Regions from separate parts of the Homo sapiens genome. Here regions 2 and 3 are each linked to region 1. A link is a loop called in an ENCODE intact Hi-C map of the cell type or tissue named here. Cell type or tissue: GM12878. All regions are shown on one strand. Links, peaks and the distances in the headings refer to the core of each region. The heading gives the core; the rest is flanking DNA.

What was found. Peaks named below come from ENCODE experiments on the same cell type or tissue, not always from the same donor. Only the 100,000 strongest peaks of a DNase experiment are listed, where the experiment ranks them.
Region 2: a loop joins it to region 1, with 2.9 times the contacts of the local background. A loop is called at or near these places in 1 of 110 quality-filtered maps.
Region 3: it touches region 1 in a loop (2.1-fold over the local background); 1 of 110 quality-filtered maps calls a loop at or near these places.

The regions. Positions count from the first base shown.
Region 1 is chr12:94,619,376-94,625,940 of GRCh38, reverse strand. The region is part of intron 1 of TMCC3 (transmembrane and coiled-coil domain family 3); the gene reads left to right. Among named protein-coding and RNA genes, the nearest start is that of TMCC3, 28 kb to the left of the region's middle. RefSeq lists enhancers at 3,899-4,218, 4,559-4,678. In GM12878, for the core only: no CTCF peak of the experiment used is centred there; a DNase peak (open chromatin) is centred at 4,050; H3K4me3 peaks cover 425 bases; H3K27ac peaks cover 1,741 bases.
Region 2 is chr12:94,827,849-94,834,413 of GRCh38, reverse strand. MIR492 (microRNA 492) reads right to left here and starts at 16; the gene lies at 1-16. RefSeq lists enhancers at 1-113, 114-615, 2,786-2,995, 3,006-3,215, 3,366-3,415. In GM12878, for the core only: no CTCF peak of the experiment used is centred there; a DNase peak (open chromatin) is centred at 3,173; H3K4me3 peaks cover 3,237 bases; H3K27ac peaks cover 4,589 bases.
Region 3 is chr12:94,723,401-94,729,965 of GRCh38, reverse strand. No RefSeq gene overlaps it. Among named protein-coding and RNA genes, the nearest start is that of TMCC3, 76 kb to the right of the region's middle. In GM12878, for the core only: a CTCF peak has its summit at 3,971; no DNase peak of the experiment used is centred there; H3K27ac peaks cover 203 bases.

The DNA of each region.
Region 1 (6,565 bases), core at 1,086-6,085:
AATACAGCAGATTTTATCAACATTCTGAGGAAATTTTTACCTCAACATTTTATTATGAAAATCTCAAACAAATGCGTACAAAATACAAAGGTAATAATTTAAATGAATGTTAACTGAAGTTACTGGTGCTCTAGATCGCTCCCCATGTGTCAGTACAGTAGTGACTGCTGCAGGGCAGGTTTTCTGTGGAATTTGGAATGCTTCTGTTGCCTCCTGGATGATGGAAAGCCTCAACCCTTGCGTAACTTTTCTGTTAGAAAAATTGTGTGTGGTGACACCTTCGTTCACGGTGAGACTATTTGCCCTTCTGGAACTGCCATATCATTTACTTTTTTTTTTTTTTTTTTGAGATGGAGTCTTGCTCTGTTGCCCAGACTGGAGTGCAGTGGCACGATTTCTGCTCACTGCAACCTCCATCTCCCAGATTCAAGCCGTTCTCCTGCCTCAGCCTCCTGAGTATTTGGGACTACAAGCGTGCACCACCACGCCTGGCTAATTTTTGTATTTTTAGTAGAGATAGGGTTTCACCGTGTTGGCCAGACTGGTCTAGAACTCCTGACCTCAGGTTCAGGTGATCTGCCTACCTCAGCCTCCCAAAGTGCTGGAATTACAGGAATGAGCCACTACGCCCAGCCCATTTACTATTAAAGTCAGTGTTATCGTTTGACCTGTGTCCCCCACCAAAAGATATGTTGAAGTCCTAACCACCACTACCTCACAACATTACCTTATTTGGAAATACAGTCTTTACAGAGGTAATCAAACCTCTGTAAAAAAAAAATTTTTTTTTTTTTTTTTGAGATGGAGTTTCGCTCTTGTTGCCCAGGCTGGAATGCAATGGTGCAATCTCGGCTCACTGCAACCTTGGCCTCCCGGATTCAAGCGATTCTCCTGCCTCAGCCTCCCCAGTAGGCAAGGAGGGAGGGGTGTGTCACCACACCCAGCTAATTTTTTGTATTTTTAGTAGAGACAAGGTTTCACCATGTTGACCAGGCTGGTCTCGAACTCCTGACCTCAAGTGATCCACCCGCCTCGGCCTCCCAAAGTGCTGGGATTACAGGCATGAGCCACCGCACCTGGCCCATTTTCGAACATTTTCATCAGCTCAGAAAGATACCCTTAGCAGTTATTCTTCATTTCCCCCTCTCTTAAAAGGTTCACGCATGTTGTAGCATGAATCAGTACTTTATTTCTTTTTATGGCTGAACAATATATTTTTTTTTAATTTTGAGACAGAATCTCACTGTAGCCCAAGCTGGAGTGCAGTGGTGTGATCTCGGCTCACTGCAACCTCTGCCTCCCAGACTCAAGTGATTCTCGTGCCTCAGCCTCCTGAGTAGCTGGGACTACAGGCGTACGCCACCACGCCTGGCTAATTTTTTCGTTTTTTAGTGGAGACGGGTTTTCACCATGTTTCCCAGGGTGGTCTCAAACTCCTGAGCTCAGACGATCCACCTGCCTCAGCCTCCCAAAGTGCTGGGATTACAGGCATGAGCCACCATGCCTGGCCATGGCTGAATAATATTTCATTGTATGGATATGTGACATTTGGTGGACATTTGGGTTGTTTTCACTTTTTGGCTATGAAGAATAATGTTGCTATGAACACTTCTGTGTAAGTTTTTGTGGGGGTATATGTTTTTATTTCTCTTGGGTACATACCTAGAAGGAGTGTTGCTGGGTCATATGGTAATTCTGTTTAACCTTTGGAGGAACTGCCAGAGTGTTTTCCAAAGTGGTTGCACCAGTTTATATTCCCACTACCAGTGTATGAGGGTTCTGATTTCTCCACATCCTCACCAGTGCTTATTATTATCTGTCTTTTAATTACAGCCATCCTAGTAAGTATGAAGTGGTATCGTATTGCAGTTTTGGGTGATTTTAAAAATTTCTTTTAATGAAAGCAGTTGTTATAATCTTTGTACATGAAATAGGTAAATTTTCTTTAGCTGAGAGGCTGGTATAATTAATAATATAAATTATAACTTTTGTGGCTTGCCACATTCCTTCTTACTAGTCATTTCTTGAAGCTGGTTGTCCAAAACCAGGTTGGAGAAACTGTTGTGGTTTGCATGGCTTGACTTTTACTTTGCCGATGGTACTGCACATGAAAAGGCCACCCAGAGCTTCCTGGTCCTCCCCACCATGAGGTCCAGGGTTGGAAGGCTCTGGGCCGTGGCCCAACCTCTGGAAGGGTGTAATGGGTGCCTAGCCCACACGTGTTTCCTTAGGCAAGTAGCCAGGGCATTTATTCGGGATTCCCCCAAGGGGTAGCTGGTGTTGTATAGACGTGGTGGTAGTTGTACGTGGGTGTAGCCAGACTGGCCCCTGTGCCGGTAAAGATGGACACCGTGCTCTCTTTACAGCCAAGCTTTACAGGCTGTGAATTCGCTCCTGAAGAATAAGAAGCATAACAAAATGTACAACACCTGTGAGAGCAGAAATAAGTGCTGGTTGAATGAAGGAATAGCTCTGGCTTTGGGAGCCAGGCAGCATTCTAGCCTGGTAGCTTGAACAAGCTGCTTAAGTACTTAAGCTTTCTGAGCCTTGGTCCCTCATCTGCCAAACAGAGGTGGCATTGCCTCAGTTACAGGGTCCTGACGTGATGACGTAAAAGTGCCCAGCTCATGGTAGGCACTCAACAAATGTTAATTCTCTTCCCTTAAGTAGCTCTGCTCAGTCCACTCTGCTTAGTCTCAGATTTTTTTTTTTTTTCCTGCAGATTTAGTCCAGGTCCAGAACACAGGATTGATTGTATTGTTTAGAATATCTTTTCTTTTCAGAGAAATAATGAGCTCTTGGCAACATTAAGTATTGATGGAAATGAATATTGCAATTTGGCAGCTGCTGATTGACACATGTTTGCTAAACAGCTACTCAAATTTCAGAAAGCTTGCCTAGAAGAAGAAGAAAAGTAAGATATCCCAAGAATATTTTTTACCTTCTTTGCCTAGGTATTTATTTGTAAAATCATTTTCTTTGGAAAGTTCCAGCTGAAACATGAGCTAGCTTTGGCTGAAGAGTTCAGGTGAGCCTACATAAAAGATTAAACTTCAGTAAATACAGAAGTGTTGAGGTTTTTTTGGAGCCTCTTTGCCTTGTAATTTTTTTTTTTTTTTTAAGAAAGAGCTGGTCTTTTGGTCACTGGGTCTTTTTTTATATCTGCAGGGAAGTCATAGTAACAGGCTCCGTGTCTGATTGGGTTCCATGGCAACAAAGGGTTGTGACTTTATTAAAGGAGAGTTGAGCATGCCAAGAAAGATAAAAATCAGAGTATGGAAAATGTCCGACCAGATGAATGTGTTTTTTGGATCACATGTGCCCTGGACTAGAAAGGTTTCCTGAGTCGACATCAGTCTCCATTACAGATTTGAATCGCACTGGGTTATCATTAAGGTCATAGGGATCAGTGCTTATTTTAAAAAAGAAATCCATCTACTTCTTTGCTTTTACCCATTCATTCTTCCTTTTTTAATGTCTCGGTATATTTACAAAAATCAAAACAGTGATGGTAAGTACCTAACAAGAGAGGATTCTGGCTTTTCAAGGGAGAAAAGAAATATAACATATTCTTTGTGGAACTGATTATAGCTGTATGTTGTGAGATCGTGTGGGAGGGCCAATTAGAGGCAATTATATCTCGATTGAACTCTCCCTGAATTAAAGCTTGCTGGATGCTTTCCAAGCTTGGGGGGTTTGGTTTCCCATCCATGTTTCTCTTTGATGGGTTTGGAGATCCTGGTTTCAGGCCATGGGTGTGGAGTACTCCTCTCTCCCAAAAGTAAGGAGCAGGCTGTTGCCATAACCAAAAGTGTGTGGTAATTAGAGGTCTTTTGCTGAAGGTACTAATATTTGACCAAGAAATGGTGTGATCCGAAAACTTTGAATTGTCCTGTGTTCCCGCTTCACCTGGTTGTTAACTGTGTGGGGCTGGGTTTACTTTTCTATGAAATGTACAATTGTATATTTCTCCTACTGATACTGAAAGTGAAAGAATTCCGAGGGCAGGTTGACGTTGGACACTTTACCATGTCAGTCATCCTTTAAACCAGTGGTGCGTTCTGACATGCCCCTGGGTTCAGGCTTTATTAATCACTTGGGGCCTCTTCCTGGTGAATCAGAAACTGCACAGATACTGGGGCTCTCATGATTACACATAATATAACAAGCAGTATTGGTCTAAGAGGGAAGAATTAGCTCACCAGGTTTCACAGCTCCCAGCTATCATTAATCAGCTATAAGTCCTTGGTGAAATCACTTAAACTTCTTGGGCCTTGATTTCCTTATCTTAAAATGAGTTTGACCTAAATTGGTGTTTCCTAACTTTCCTGTTTAGATAAAGAACCTGGGGTACTGCAGAACCTCCAGTAGAGATTTCCTGATTCACTGGTCTGGGGAGTGGGAAAGATCACTGGGGCTCCATCCACTCTTAACAATTTGGTGTTCGGGATATACTGATCTAGCTCAATAGTTTCAAACTACTTGGACATAAGAATGGGGTGGAGGTGGGAGGTAGAAAGGCGGCTGTCAGATGCACAGTCCAGGTTCTGTCCCTGAGATTGCCTGAAGCTGTAGCTTGAGAAACACCAGCCCCAAAGGCTCTTCCACATACTGGTCCTCACTTCCTCGAAGGAGCCAGAAGAGCTGTGTCAACTGAGAGAGCCTGGTGGGTTTGCTTACCCGCAGTGTTAACTCTAAACCCCATATCAGTGTTTGAGAAAGTTACTTATTTTAAAATCTTAGAGTACTGCAATAGTTTGTTCATAGAATTCTCTGTGCTGTGTTTCTTTTGGATAACACAGCGTTTTCTAAGCATGGTTACTTTAGGTGTGCACGAGGCAATGCCAGCCACATCCAAATTACCTGTGGAGCTTGTTAAAAAATATACAGAAGATTCAATGTGTCCTTCATAGGGCCTGGGCATCAATCTTGCTTAAGACCTGAAGGATTTTGTGTTCTTTTTAAGGTTTAGGGCAAAACCTTACAAACTGACCCTACCCTAATTTCCTCAGTGAAATCGACTTTAAGTATAAACACGCATGTTTAGCACAAGGGGAATGGTTTACATTGAGCCACTTAGATTGTAGAAGAGTCAGCAACACATAAAGTGCCTTAGAGAAAAATACCCTGACCTGGTTAATGATTAAACCATTAACTGCTAAAGCAGACCCATTCTAATGTATATCTGGTCTATACAGTTTCTATTTGTGCCTAGTTTTTCTAGTTCGTGTTTAGCAAAGATTAAGTGATATTGTTTAATGAAGTGTTTAGTAGCTCTAAATGATAAAGGTTCACATTTTTTTCTATTAAGTAGCTTAAGTGTGAATTCATTTGAAAAAAAAAAAATTCCACAGGCCCTGCACAGTAGCTCATGCCTGTAATCCCAGCACTTTGGGAGGCCGAGGCAGATGGATCACCTGAGGTCAGGAGTTCAAGACTAGCCTGGCCAACATGGTGAAACCCTGTCTCTACTAAAAATACAAAAATTAGCTGGGCATGGTGGTGGGCTCCTGTGATCCCAGCTACTCGGGAGGCTGAGGCAGGAGAACCGCTTAAACTTGGGAGGCGAAGGTTGCAGTGAGCCGAGATCGCGCCATTACACTCCAGCCTGGGCGACAGAGCAAGACTCTGTCTCAAAAAAAAAATAATAATTATTAAAAAAAAAAAATTTCCACAGTACTAAAGGGCTTAAAGCAAAATTAAAGTGTCTTTTTCCAGCTTCTTGTCCTTTTCCCCAGAGATAGCAATGATAATAATGTTATGTTTCTTTTTTTTTCTTGAGACAGTCTCGCTTTTGTTGCCCAGGCTGGAGTGCAATGGCACTATCTTGGCTCGCCGCAACCTCCGCCTTCCGGGTTCAAGCGATTCTTCTGCCTCAGCCTCCCCAGTAGCTGTGATTACATGCACCCGCCACCACGCCCAGCTAATTTTGCATTTTTAGTAGAGACAGGGTTTCTCCATGTTGGTCAAGCTGGTCTCGAACTCCCGACCTCAGGTTATCCACCTGCCTCGGCCTCCTGAAGTGTTGGGACTATAGGCGTGAGCTACTGCGCCTGGCTGCAATGTTATGTTTCTTATGTGTCTTTACAGAAATAGTCTTGACACAAAATATACATATCTATTATTTATTTAACCAGTCGCCTATTGATATGCGATTTAAGTTCCTCCCAGGATGATGTTTTTTCATGTTTCTTTTGCTTTGTAATACTGTATTGAAAACTTGTGTACATTTTTCTCTATAACCATATTTAGATAAATTTCCAAAAGCAAAACTGTTAGGTCAAAGGGCATGTGCCTTTTAAATGAGAATAGAGGCAAACACATTGTCCTCCCAAAGGTTGCACCAATTTGTAGGATAAATCTTTTATTTTCAGAAGGATTCCTGGGCTCAGCTGAGTCTGATGCAGCAGGCAGCTATCCATGTCTACTAACCACAGGAAACTCAGGGGCCTCTGCCTGGAGGAATGACATGAGCTATGAGAAAGAGGAGAATGTAAAAGGTGTTTAAAGAGTTCAGAGAGAGAAAAAGCTAGGGACTGGCTTAGTAGGGAATCCTGAATTTACA
Region 2 (6,565 bases), core at 783-5,782, 210 kb before region 1:
GTAGTGGCTGTAGTTGTGGGAGGGCCTGTGCCCCTGCTTCTGGTACTAGTCACGGAGCTTCACCTCCAGCTTGCTGTTGGCTGCCTCCAGGGCGTGCACCTTGTCCAGGTAGGAGGCCAGGCAGTTGTTGAGGTTATGCATGGTGAGCTTCTCGTTGCCCGCAAGCAATCCGTTGGACCCAGACAGGATGCCGCTGTAGCCCCCCGAAGGAGGACAAGGACACGCCGCGGCTGCTGGAGCCCCTGTGCCTGCTGGGGGACTGGAACTTTTCTAGTGAGCAGTAGAGACTGCAGTCCAGCTCGTAGGCAGCCACAGTGCTGAAGGAAGGAGCAGCCATTAGGATAGTTATGTGCTTGTCCTGGCTCTGTCACTACAAAGATTTGTGACCTCAGGCAAGGTCCCGAATCAGATGGTCTTAAGACAGTGTATCATTTCATCTGACTTTGATGGGCACAGACATACAGTCCCCCTTTTTCTGTCTCATTTCCCTCATCTGTGAAATAGGGGAACTGGAGGGATAATCTGGATAAACCTTAACATGCTTGTCAGAGGAAAGTGGGGCCCTGAACAAGAGCTGGGAGGCCCCCAGTACTTCTCTCTGCTATCTGTTCTGTGTCTTCTGTCCACTCCTTCATATGAGCTACAAGGAATCTCTGCAAAAGAGGTGAGGTGGGAACTCAAACTGAGAGGAGTGGAGACTGAGGACAAGCCAGGAAGATACGTGCCGAGAAAGATGCCAGGTGAACTCGATCTTAGACCCCACGGCGGCGTTCTCTCTGGGCCCTGGCTAGTGTCAGTCAGTGATCTCAGAGTCAGCAGATCTATTTCTCGCATCTGGATGCCAAAAAGCAGGAAATCCCTGGTCTTGGCTGGGATCAGGGGATAATCTCAGATGTGAAGGATAGGGCAGCAAGCCCTCAGATGGGCTTCCAGGCAAGTCTTGTCCCCAGTGGGAGCCCATAATTCCTTTTTTCAGCCACTTGGATCTTTTGCTTTTTAGTTTTGGTGACTGATCTTCTGTTCCAGCCAGGGAAAAAAAATTATCTGCGCAGAGGCTTGCTCCAGGATTCTCTTTCTTCTTCTTCTTCTTTTAACTAGGGACTGCTGATGTCGTCACTTCTGTTTTATTTTCTTTTGGAATTTATTCCTATTTTACAGAGTCCTTCCCTGGCCTGATGCTCTCAGGCATAAGCTTCGTGGTTAAGCTTCCCCCTTCCCCCTAAGTCTTGTTCTCTTCCCAGACACAGGCACTTCCCCCTTGGCTGTCTGAGTAAACACAGCCCCTGCCTCTTGGGATTCTACCTAATAGCCCTTTTGCCATTTGAGGCCTGGCCTGGTATCAAGTTTCTTCTTTTAAAAAACAGCCTTGGGCTGGGCGCTGCGGCTCTGCCTGTGAGCACTTCGGGAGACGGAGGCAGGCAGATGGCTCTGGGTCCAGGGGTTTAAGGCCCGCCTGGGCAACATGATGAAACCTCATCTCTTCAAAAATACAAAAATTAGCTGGGTGTGGTGGCATGCACTTGTGGTTCCAGCTATGGGTGGTGGGGGCTCTGGAGCAGGAGGATTGCTTCTGAGCCTGGGAGGTGGAGATTGCGGTGAGCTGTGATCGCACAACTGCATTCCAGCCTGGGTAACAGTGAAACCCTGTCTCAAAAAAATAAAAATAAAAATAAAAAAATAAAAACAGCCTTTAAAACCCACATTTATTTTGATTTCTAAAGCAATATATGTCTGTTGTGGAAAATTTGGGAAATAAAAGTAATAAAGAAGACAATAAAGATCAACCTTAATCCCAGTGCCCAGAGAATTAATGTTTCATGCATTTTATTTCACTTTCTTCTGGAAGTATGTATATACATGTGGGTATGAATATTTAACATAGTTGGAGCCATACTGTACCTAATGGTTTATAATACGTTTTGCTTTTATGTTCTCACTAACCCCTGTGGATATGACCCTAGACATGTCTTTGAATTTTTTGAAGTTAAATTATGCTCTACTTATTTAGTGACCATACACTCACTTTCTACCTTTTTTTCCTATCATCCCTTCTTTACTCTCATTCCCCTGTCTGTTTTAGGATGATGATGAGGAGGAGGAGGATGATCAGTCATATAGAAACTCTCGGTATTGATACATTCATGCTTGGAGTGCTCTGTAATGTTGATGCTGTTATTATCCTCTTATTAATGGAAGAGAAAACAGAAGTTAAGGAAATTGCCCAGGTTACGTGCCCTAGTAAGGGACAGAACTGGATTTGAACTTTGACACTAGCTGCAGAGTCTGGACTAGCCTCCCTTGATATTCTTCTTGTGAGCGCTTCTTTTCTGGGTCGAAGATAGCCTGATAGCATTTTCCAGATTTTGTGGATAAAGCTGGGTGTTAGTCTTGGCCTGGCCACTTCCATCCTCTGTGGCCTTTAGTAAGTTATTTCACCTCTCTAGATCCCTGTGGGCCTTTTTGGGTCTCAGGGTCTATGACTTTCTAGTGGAAAGAAAACAACAGAGACAACTTTCAAGGACAGGCCCAGAATGATAGGAATATCATTGTCTACTTGATTTCAGGGACACTTACATTTGGCTCTAAAAGACATTTCTGTGAGGAAGTTGGTTTTCTCCACACTTTACTAAGGCAGGAGCTAGGTGGTGCCCAGGAGAAGTCCCCACAGGGGCTGTGAGGTTTTCTTGGATGCTAAGTTAGAGCGGTCCTCATGAAGGGTAAGCCCCATGACATATTTCCCTTGAGTGTGCTGAGGTCACAGGGCTTCTGTGGCTCACCAGCAAGTGTGGGGAGTGAAGAGCATGTGTCCCTCCCTGGCACAGGCACCCGGCCCCCTGCCGTGTTGTGGTATCTCTTCCCAGATGATCTTTGAGGTGTGTGGCTGGAAGAATGCTCCAGTCAGCTAAAGTGGGGTTCTTTAGTCGCAGTGTGTGCTGGTGGGCGAGTGAGGTGGGCTGGGCAAGCCAGAGGTGACTGCTCTGCTTTTCCTGACATCAGTGATGGGGTTGTCTTGCTTGGTGCACAGGTATTTTTCCAGGGTTCTGTCCTTCCACTCACTGACCAGAAAAAGAAAAAGAGAACAAGAAGACGCTTGTCTTACAAAATAGAAAGTTTACCCCATGCAGTTTCCCTTCCCTTTTCATATAGATGTTACAAAGCAAAAACACACACCCACAATGAGGGGTTTTTGAACTTGGCTGGGTTTCAGCTGTCACCCAGGAAGCAGTCAGCACTGTACGTGGCCCGTTGCTTTACTCTGCAGGTGTTGGTGATTCTCGGGTGCAAGGCCTGGCAATTGTGTTCCTGTGCCAGGTCCTCTGCACATGGCTTTCTTTGTTTAGTGTTATTTCCCCTGTTTGCCAGGCTTCTCTGAGGAGATGCTGACATTTTTTCTTTGTCCAGTTCTCCTATCCTAGAAACAAACAAAAACTGCACCTTTTAAAAATGTTTTTTTCCTATGGTTGAATTGGAAAATATCTTGCTTTAGCCAGGGAATAGCACAGCTTTTGTTCTGTTAGTGAAATGATCCAGGGATTTTATTTCAAAGTATAAGGTCCCTAAGATAAGGAATGAGGGTTATAAGGGAACATGGTTATGTTTGGGCAGTCAATTAAATTGAATATAGCAGTGATGAAGCACTAAATGTACATTAGGAACATACACATATCAGTCAAGTTTTCAAGTCTCCCAAGGAAACTACAGTCATAGTGATGGTAATGATGATGTGTTGATAATAAAAAAATAACATCGGCATTTGTTGAGTATTTACCATGTGCTGTTAATAGATAGTGTGCTAGTTTAAAACAACTCTGTAGTATGTATTAATTTTTTGTATCAGAACAAGAAACTGAAACTCAGTCTAAGTAACATGCTAAAGTCAGCTAGTAAGTAGGAGTGCTGGGTTTTACACACAGATTGAGTCCACAGTTCCAACCCTTAACCTCCAGGCAAACTGCCTGCAAAATCATATTTTAACAGATGTGGGGCCGGGCATGGTGGCTCATGCCTGTAATTGCAGCACTTTGGGCCAAGGTGAGTGGATCGTTTCAGGTCAGGAGTTTGAGACCAGCCTGGCCAACATGATGAAACCCTGTCTCTACTAAAAATGCAAAAATTAGCTGGGCATGGTGGCAGGCGCCTGTAATCCCAACTACTTCGGAGGCTGAGGCAGGAGAATTGCTTGAACCCAGGAGTCGGAGGTTGCAGTGAGCTGAGATTGTGCCACTGCATTCCAGCCTGGATGACAGAGCAACACTCTGTCTCAGAAATTAATAATAATTAAAAAAAGAGATCTGGGTATTTTAGCTTTAATTAAAAAAATAATAAAGAGAGATAGAGTCTTGCTATGTTTCCCAGGCTGATCTCAAACTCCTGGGCTCAAGCGTTTTTCCTGCCTTGGCCTCCAGAGTAGCTGGGACTACAGGTGTGCACCATCGTGCCTGGCTTATAGCTTTAAATTTTGAGATACCTGAAGAAAGTGCTTTTGATAAATAAAATTGAAGAAGAAGGAAATGTATTCTTTCTCTCCATTTTGTTTCTATCTTTGGATTGCCTGTGACTCATCATGAATATGACTGGAAGATCTGCCCTCTGAACTGAGCCCATAACTTTACTGAGGTATAATTTACATATCTAAAGTCCATCCATTGTAAATACATTGATTTTTAGTGAATTTGTAGAGTTGTGCAATCATCTCCGTAATCCATGTTTATAGAACATGCCCATTACAGCACAAGGTGGCCTTGTGCCCACTTGCAGTTAGTCTCTTCTCCCACCCCCAGTCCTGGGCAACCACTAATCCACTTTCTATCTTCATACATTTGCTTTTGCTAGAAATTTCATATAAGTGGAATGATTTAATATAGGGTTTTGTGACGGGCTTTTTCTCCCTTAGCATGTTTTTGACCCTTTTCACTGTTGTAATGTACATTGGTAGTTCCTTTTTGTTGCTGAGTATCTCATTATATGGATATACAACATCTTGTTAACTCATTCACCAGTTGATGTTCGTTTGAGTTGTTTCTACATTTTGGCTATTATGAATAATGCTGCTATAATCATTTGTATGCAAGTTTTTGTGTAGACAAATGTTTTTATTTCTCTTGGGTAGACACCTAGAATTGCAATTCCTGGGACATATGGTAGATGTATATTTAACCTTTTGAAAAGCTGTTACAGTGCCTTCCACGGTGACTGTACCATTTAACCTTCCCATCTCTGGGGTATGAGGGGGTTCCAGTTGCTCCACATCCCATTCTACACTTGATATTGTCTGTCGTTTTGACTATAGCCATTCTGGTGGGTGTGTAGTAGTATCTCATTGTGGTTTTAATTTGCATTTCTGTAATGACTAATGATATTGAGCATTTTTGCGTGTGCTTATTAGCTGTTTATATATATATTTTATTATACTTTAAGTTCTAGGGTACATGTGGACAATGTGCAGGTTTGTTACATATGTATACAGGTGCCATGTTGGTGTGCTGCACCCATTAACTCATCATTTACATTAGGTCTATCTCTTAATGCTATCCCTCCCTCCTCCCGCCACCCCATGACAGGCCCTGGTGTGTGATGTTCCCCACCCTGTGTCCAAGTGTTCTCATTGTTCAGTTCCCACCTGTGAGTGAGAACATGCGGTGTTTGGTTTTCTGTCCTTGCGATTGTTTGCTCAGAATGATGGTTTCAAGCTTCATCCATGTCACTACAAAGGGCATGAACTCATCCTTTTTTATGGCTGCATAGTATTCCATGGTGTATATGTGCCACATTTTCTTAATCCAGTCTATCATTGATGGACATTTGGGTTGGTTCCAGGTCTTTGCTATTGTGAATAGTGCCACAGTAAACATATGTGTGCATGTGTCTTTATAGCAGCATGATTTATAATCCTTTGCATATTTATAGCAGCATGATTTATAATCCTTTGCGTATATACCCAGTAATGCGATGGCTGGGTCAAATGGTATTTCTAGTTCTAGATCCTTGAGGAATCGCCACACTGTCTTCCACAGTGGTTGAACTAGTTTACAGTCCCACCAACAGTGTAAAAGTGTTCCTATTTCTCCACATCCTCTCCAGCACCTGTTGTTTCCTGACTTTTTTGGTCCATATGAACAGTTAGAATGACTTCGCCATTCTAACTGGTGTGAGCTGGTATCTCATTGTGGTTTTGATTTGCATTTCTCTGATGACCAGTGATGATGAGCATTTTTTCACGTGTCTGTTGGCTGCATAAATGTCTTCTTTTGAGAAGTGTCTGTTCTTGTCCTTTGCCCACTTTTTGTTGGGGTTGTTTGATTTTTTTCTTGTAAATTTGTTTAAGTTATTTGTAGATTCTGGATATTAGCCCTTTGTCAGATGGGTAGGTTGTACAAATTTTCTCCCATTCTGTAGGTTGCCTGTTCACTCTGATGGTAGTTTCTTTTGCTGTGCAGAAGTTCTTTAGTTTAATTAGATCCCGTTTGTCAATTTTGTCTTTTGTTGCCATTGCTTTTGGTGTTTTAGTCATGAAGTCCTTGCCTATGCCTATGTCCTGAATGGTAATGCCTAGGTTTTCTTCTAG
Region 3 (6,565 bases), core at 1,046-6,045, 100 kb before region 1:
GTACACACGTGTATTTTTCTGCAGAAAGAGATCCTTTCTTGAGACCCTCACACACACACACACACACACACACACACACACACACAAAACTGAGACACATGAACATCTAGCTCAGCTAGCTCATAACTTGACACCTTTGAAATGATATTTTAAAATAGTTTTTCAGCATATCCTGAAGAGGGATGACATGGGGAGGAGGAGATGGCACTCAGCTTTTCACTATTGTCCTAAGAAATTCAACTCTGACCCACATGTGTTTGCCATTTAGCATCACGAAAGTCCTGAAGATACACAGATCTGTCATATGCATCTCTTCTATAGTTTGAAGTGATTCTTAATCAGAGGAGAAATCATTCTGTGGAAAAACAGAAGTAATTCTATTAAAGAAGGCCGAGGTGGTTGGGCAAAGCTTTAAAAGGGCTTTTAGAGTTGGATTTATTGACCAAAAGCTGTATCCTTCAGATGTCTCCAGATTGCATTATTCGTAAAAGCATATTATGAATGCTATCAGTGGTACCAGCAGAGGAAGAGCATTGTACTTTGTCAGTCAAGAGGGAACCTACTTTGCATTCTAGGATAAAACATAAATCGTTCACAAGGTGGGGCCCTCCACACCTCCACTATGGCGGACCTGACACGGTGCAATATAGTGGTGCTTCCTGTTCCCACCCCTCACCCCGTGGGACCTCTGCTTCCTTTCTTGGATACCTCATTTGCCTTTGGACCTTAGAGTCTATCTTGGCTTGAATTGAGCACTTAATACCATGTTAATCTGGGGATGTGAGTATCTCCGCTTGCCCTTCGCAGGAGAGATGTTGGCATGCTCCCTACCATTTCCGCAGCCTCCAGTTGTGTCCTGTTCCTTTTTACAGCATCACTACTCCTGTTACAATAATGACAGATCTTAGTGATGATGGCCCTCATACAAAAATGACACAGGACTGTAACAATTAAGGATTAGTTGAAACTTAGCTTTAATTTTAAAACATCTTAGTGTGTCCAAGAATCGGTTTTCCTCTTTTTGCTTAGGAATCTCCAGTGCACAGAAGGTCATGTTTTTGGTAGCCACACCATGCTGACAAGTCACACGGAGTTTTGAGTTAACTATAATTAATCCTTCTAAGTCTTCTTTATATAGTAATTGTTATTCATATTTTTCTCAGCACCATCGCCTCACTGCATTTCCACCTCTCCAATATTTTGTAGGCTTTATCGTCTTTTTTTTTTTTTTAAAACGTCTCACTCTGTTGCCCTGGCTGGAGTGCAGTGGCATGATCATAGCTCACTGCAACCTCGAATTCCTGGGCTCAAGCAATCCTCCCACCTCAGCCTCCCATATAGCTAGGACTGCAGACACAAGCCATCACACTTGGCTGTTATTATTATTATTTTTTTGTAGGGATAAGGTCTCACCATGTTGCCCAGGCTGGTCTCAAACTCCTGGTCTCAAGTAATACTTCAAAGTCAGTTTTATTACATTTCATCTTGTTTAGTCTTATCCTGTGAGCTGATCTAGGGTCAAAATGTCGATGTATTTAAAAAGTACTTACATAAATATATGGATTATAAAACCAAAATGGGTTATAATTTTATTTATTTATTTATTTATTTTTTAAGACGGAGTCTCTCTCTGTCGCCCAGGCTGGAGTGCAGTGGCGCCATCTCGGCTCACTACAACCTCTGCCTCCCAGGTTCCAGCAATTCTCCTGCCTCAGCCTCCTGAGTAGCTGGGATTACAGGTGCCGGCCACCATGCCTGGCTAATTTTTGTATTTTTTGTAGAGACAGAGTTTCACCATGTTGGCCAGGCTGGTCTCAAACTCCTGACCTCAGGTGATCTGCCCTTCTCCGCCTCCCAAAGTGCTGAGATTATAGGCATGAGCCACTGCACCCAGCCAGAGATCACTAACATTTTGAAATTAGATAGTTCATTCTTTCAACAACTGTTAAGTTGGTAAGTGTGTCAGTCACTGTGCTGGGTGGAGCATGAGTAAGACAGATGGGGACTTTTCCCTCAGAGTTTGCTTATGGTCTGGGAGAATAGACGAGATGATCTCGAAGGACAGTAAGTGAGGAAAGGACATTTGGGCTCTCGTGAATGAACCACTATGTGGACTTCTGGAGGGAGAACACTTCAGATGGAGAGAACAACAAGGGTAAAGACCCTAAGGTAAGGGCGAGCTGAAACATCAAAGGAACAGACAGAAGAAGGCTGGTGTAGCAGTGAGGAGAGAGCAGTAGAGGACAAGCTGAGAGAGATGTGCAAGGCTGGGCACATAGGTCCGGGTGGTCACAGGAAGGAACTGGTTTTTTTGTGTGTTGTGTTTTAGTTTTGTGGTAGGCTGAATGAGGCCCCGCTAAATGTCTGTGTCTCATTCCAGAGCCAGTGCTGTGTGACTATATTAGCTTACATAGTAAAAGGGACGCTGCAGCTGTGAGTAAGTGGAGGATCTTGATGTGGGGAGATCATCTGGGTGGACCCAATATGATGACAAAGGTTCTTATAAGAGCGGGGCAGGAGGATCAGAGTCAGAGAAAGTGAGGAAGAGGCCATGAGCCAAGGAGTGCAGGCAGCCTGTAGCAGGTGAGAATTTGGATTATCCTCCGAAGCCTCCAGAAGGAAAACAGCCCTGCCAACACTCTGATTTTCGACTTCTGAGCTGCGGAACTGTCAAGAGAATAAATGTACGTTGGTCTAAGCTGCTGAATTGAGATCATTTGTTACAGCAATAGGAAAGTAAACAGGTGTCTAATTCTAAAATGCAGTGGAGACACATTTGGAGGGGAGCAATGGGATGGTATTTAGTTTTTAGCAGAGTAGGTTGTTGAGAGGCAGGAGGGGCAGAGGGAGGCCAGTCAGGAAGCGGAGGCAGTCACCACAGGGGACACATGACAGAGGCCTGGATTAAGGGGTTGGCAGCGGAATGAAGAGGGATGAACAGATTTTGGACACAGAGCCGATAGGAATTGCTGATGGCTTGGTCGTGGGGATACAGAAAATGGGAAATCAGGGGTGATGCTGAATTTGGGCCTATGCAACTGAGTGCCATTTATTGAAATGGAGGAAGAGGGAAAAGGAATAAATTTAGAGGGAAAATTATGCATTCCGTTTGGGCCCTGTTGAAACTTGACATGCCTATTAGATATCGACGTCCATGAATAAGCAGATGCATGTATCAGTGGAGGTCTCGTAAGAGAGATCACCCACATGCCCCTCACTTGGACAGTGTTTGTCCTCACACAGGATTTCTCCAGTGCCACCATCATTGACGAACCACCTGGCTGACTAAACTTGATCCACTGTGGCATCTCATTCTTTTGTTCTTTTGTCTCGGGCTCGTTTTTCATTGCTTACTCAGTGTGGGCTGAATGAGCAATTAACAGAGTCTAAAATGAGGCTTAGGATGTTTGATAACTAAAGACTGATGAAGGAAACAATGTAGATTAATTTGTGTCCCAAATGTGTACCGTTATTTAGTGCTTTTTGAGAAAGCTAAATGGAGTCTGTGAATTTTAATTGATGTTTAACTTTTAATTGTGTTCATGTGGGGTGGCCAGTTGGAACTACGCCTAATAAGACTGATGAGTATACACACATTTGCATATGGCAGGCCTTCCAAGGGCCAACCACGGAGAGAGAGGCTTAAAGTAAGAGGAGGAAAACTGCAGGGAACGGATAAATAAGTTAAAACACATTTATTTTCAGAAAACATGAAAACTTATCACTTTTCTATTCATCTTAAATAATATAGGTTTACTATATTATTCCTCTCATTGGTGTTTTTCTATTTTTTAATCCTTTTTTTTTTTAAGAAAAAAAGAGGATTATAAGAGGAACTAGTTTATTTACAGCGGAAGGAATTCTGATTTGCATAAATTCATGGTTCAGATTGTTAGCCAGACCAGCAAACTGTTGTTTGCTGAACATCTATTCTCTGTGAAGTACTTTGCTGAACGCCAGAGGGGGTGCTACAGTAATTAGGATGCTTTTGGGCCAACGCATTGGCTTAAGCAATAAGGAAGTTTATTGTCTTCCCTAAGAAGTGGGGCTGTCTCCAGGCCCAGTATGCCAAGCTGCTGCTCTCCTCTGTGATTCTCGTGGCCTAACCCCCTTATGTTTGATGGCCTCATCTTTAGATCAGGAACAAGATGGCTCTAGCAATCCTGGCTATCACATTCAGATTTGGTAACATCCAAGGGGGAAAAAAGGGTTGTCTCTTCCTTGTGTGTCTTACATGTGAAATCGTCTCTCCCAGAAGCCCCCATCAGACTTTTCTCACATCCCTTTCACCAGATTGGATCATATGTGCATTTGTAAACCAGTCACTGGCTGAGGAAGTTGCCACTGTTGGCTTAGATCAGGGGTAGGCAAACTACAGTTAGCTGCCTGTTTTTATAAATAAAGTTTTATCGGCATATCCCACGCCCACTCATTTACATATTGTCTTTTGCATTGCAGTGGCAGAGTTGAGTAATGTGACAGAGACTGTTTGGCCCACGAAGCCTAAAATATGTACTGTCTGCCACTTTATAAAGCAAGGGCCAATCTTTGGCTTAAAACTAATCATTTGGGGCATATATGTTGAAAAGGCAAGCACAGCGGCCACTGTAGATACAAAAGAGGTATAAAATATGATCTTATTCCTCAAAGAGATTACTGAGGGAAATTTTATATATAGTAGAGACGGGGCCTCACCCTGTTGCCCAGGCCGGAGTGCAGTGGTGCAATAGTAGCCTCACTGTAACCTTGAACTCCTGGCCTCAGGGGATCCTCCTGCCTTGGACTCCCGAAGTGCTGGGATTACAGGTGTGAGCCACCATGCCTGGCCCAGAAACGATATTTTAGTGCATTAAATAGCTACAAATGCTCATTATAGTTTAATACCCAAATAAAAGGTATTTCATACATATTTATAATTGGAAACTATGTAGGAAACAATGTCAATTAATTTGTGTCCCAAATGGGTGCTGTTATTTATTTCATTCTACTACAAAGTAGAAAAACAGGCAAACCACTCTACCCACTTACCAAGCTACATTTCAAAGAAATTATGAAAATGGACATCAGATAAAGAAAACCTAAGGACATGAAAGCATTTTTAAAATTCTAGGAAAAAATAACAATAATATTTAAAAAGAAATTCTTATGCAGATTAAGAAACCATGCTGAAAAGGAATAGAAAGTGATAATGTTAACAAGTAGCGCAGTGAAGGCACAGCCTCTCAACTCTTATTTTGCATCTCCTTTTTCCTTCATGGAAATTGATCTAAAAACCAAAGAGAGTAAAGCAAGCAGTGTTTAAAAGAGTCATGAATAGGCAACACAGGGAATCTTTGCAGAGTTAGAACCGTTGAATATCTTAACTGGATTCGCAATTATACATGAGTGATAAAATTGTATAGAGGTTCACATACAAAAATCCAGGTGAAACAGGAAATCTGAGTAAGATGGGGGGAATTATATCAAATGTCAATTTTATGGTTGCAATATTATACTATAGTTTTGCAAAAACAGTTGAGGGAAACAGTACAATGTACAAGGGATCACTGTATTATGTTTTACAACTCCATGCAAATCTTTAATTATCTCAGCAAAGTTTTCAATTAAAAAGACAAATGAATTAAAAGGACACTGAAACACTGGATAGGTGGAAAGATGTGAAGAAAACCCAGCTGATTACATCCCACATGTAAAGGAACTGACCTCAAAGCAACTGTTAGTACTCTTTTTTTTTTTTTTTTTAATTTTATTTTATTTTAAAGACGAGGCCTCGCCATGTTGCTCAGGCGGGTCTCAAACTCCTGGCCTCACGCCAGCCTCCCACCTCTGCCTTAAAGAGTGCTGGAGTTACAGGCATGAGCCACCACGCCTGGCCCTATTAGTAAATTTGGAAAGGTTATAGAGAATAGGAGCGATCCTAAAAAATAGGAAAATGCAGGGTGTTGTTCCACTTTTTCACAAATGGTCTTTGACATTTCATGTAAACCCTGACAAGTTTATAATAGATCCTCAAATATTTGTCAGCAATTGGAGAAGAATAAAGAGATCACCAGGAACCCATAAGGGTTCGCTAACAACACTCATTATGGTAACCAGGCTCAGGGAACAATATCTAGATAGTGAATCTCAGTTTCAGCAAAGCAGTCACAAAACTCCTCATTAAAATATTGAAAATAAGATTGTATACTTATTTGGAGACAGTCAAGTGGATGATTTTTGCCAGAAAATGTTGATTCTGTTGGTTTTAGACCAAACTAAAGTAATGCCTGTAATAAAGAGCCATGTTATTAGTAACTTGGATAAAAACAAAGAAGACTTTATCAAAAAATTTGCAGCTGGGCTGGGCGTGATGGCTCACATCTGTAATCCCAGCACTTTGGGAGACTAAGGTGGGTGGATCACTTGAGCCCAGGAATTCGAGACCAGCCTGGGCAACATGGTGAAATGCTGTCTCTACTAAAAATACAAAAATATTAACCTAGCATTGTGGCATGTGCCTGTAGTCCTAGCTACCTAGGAGGCTAAAGTGGGAGGATCACCTGAGCCCAGGAAGTCAAACGAGTTG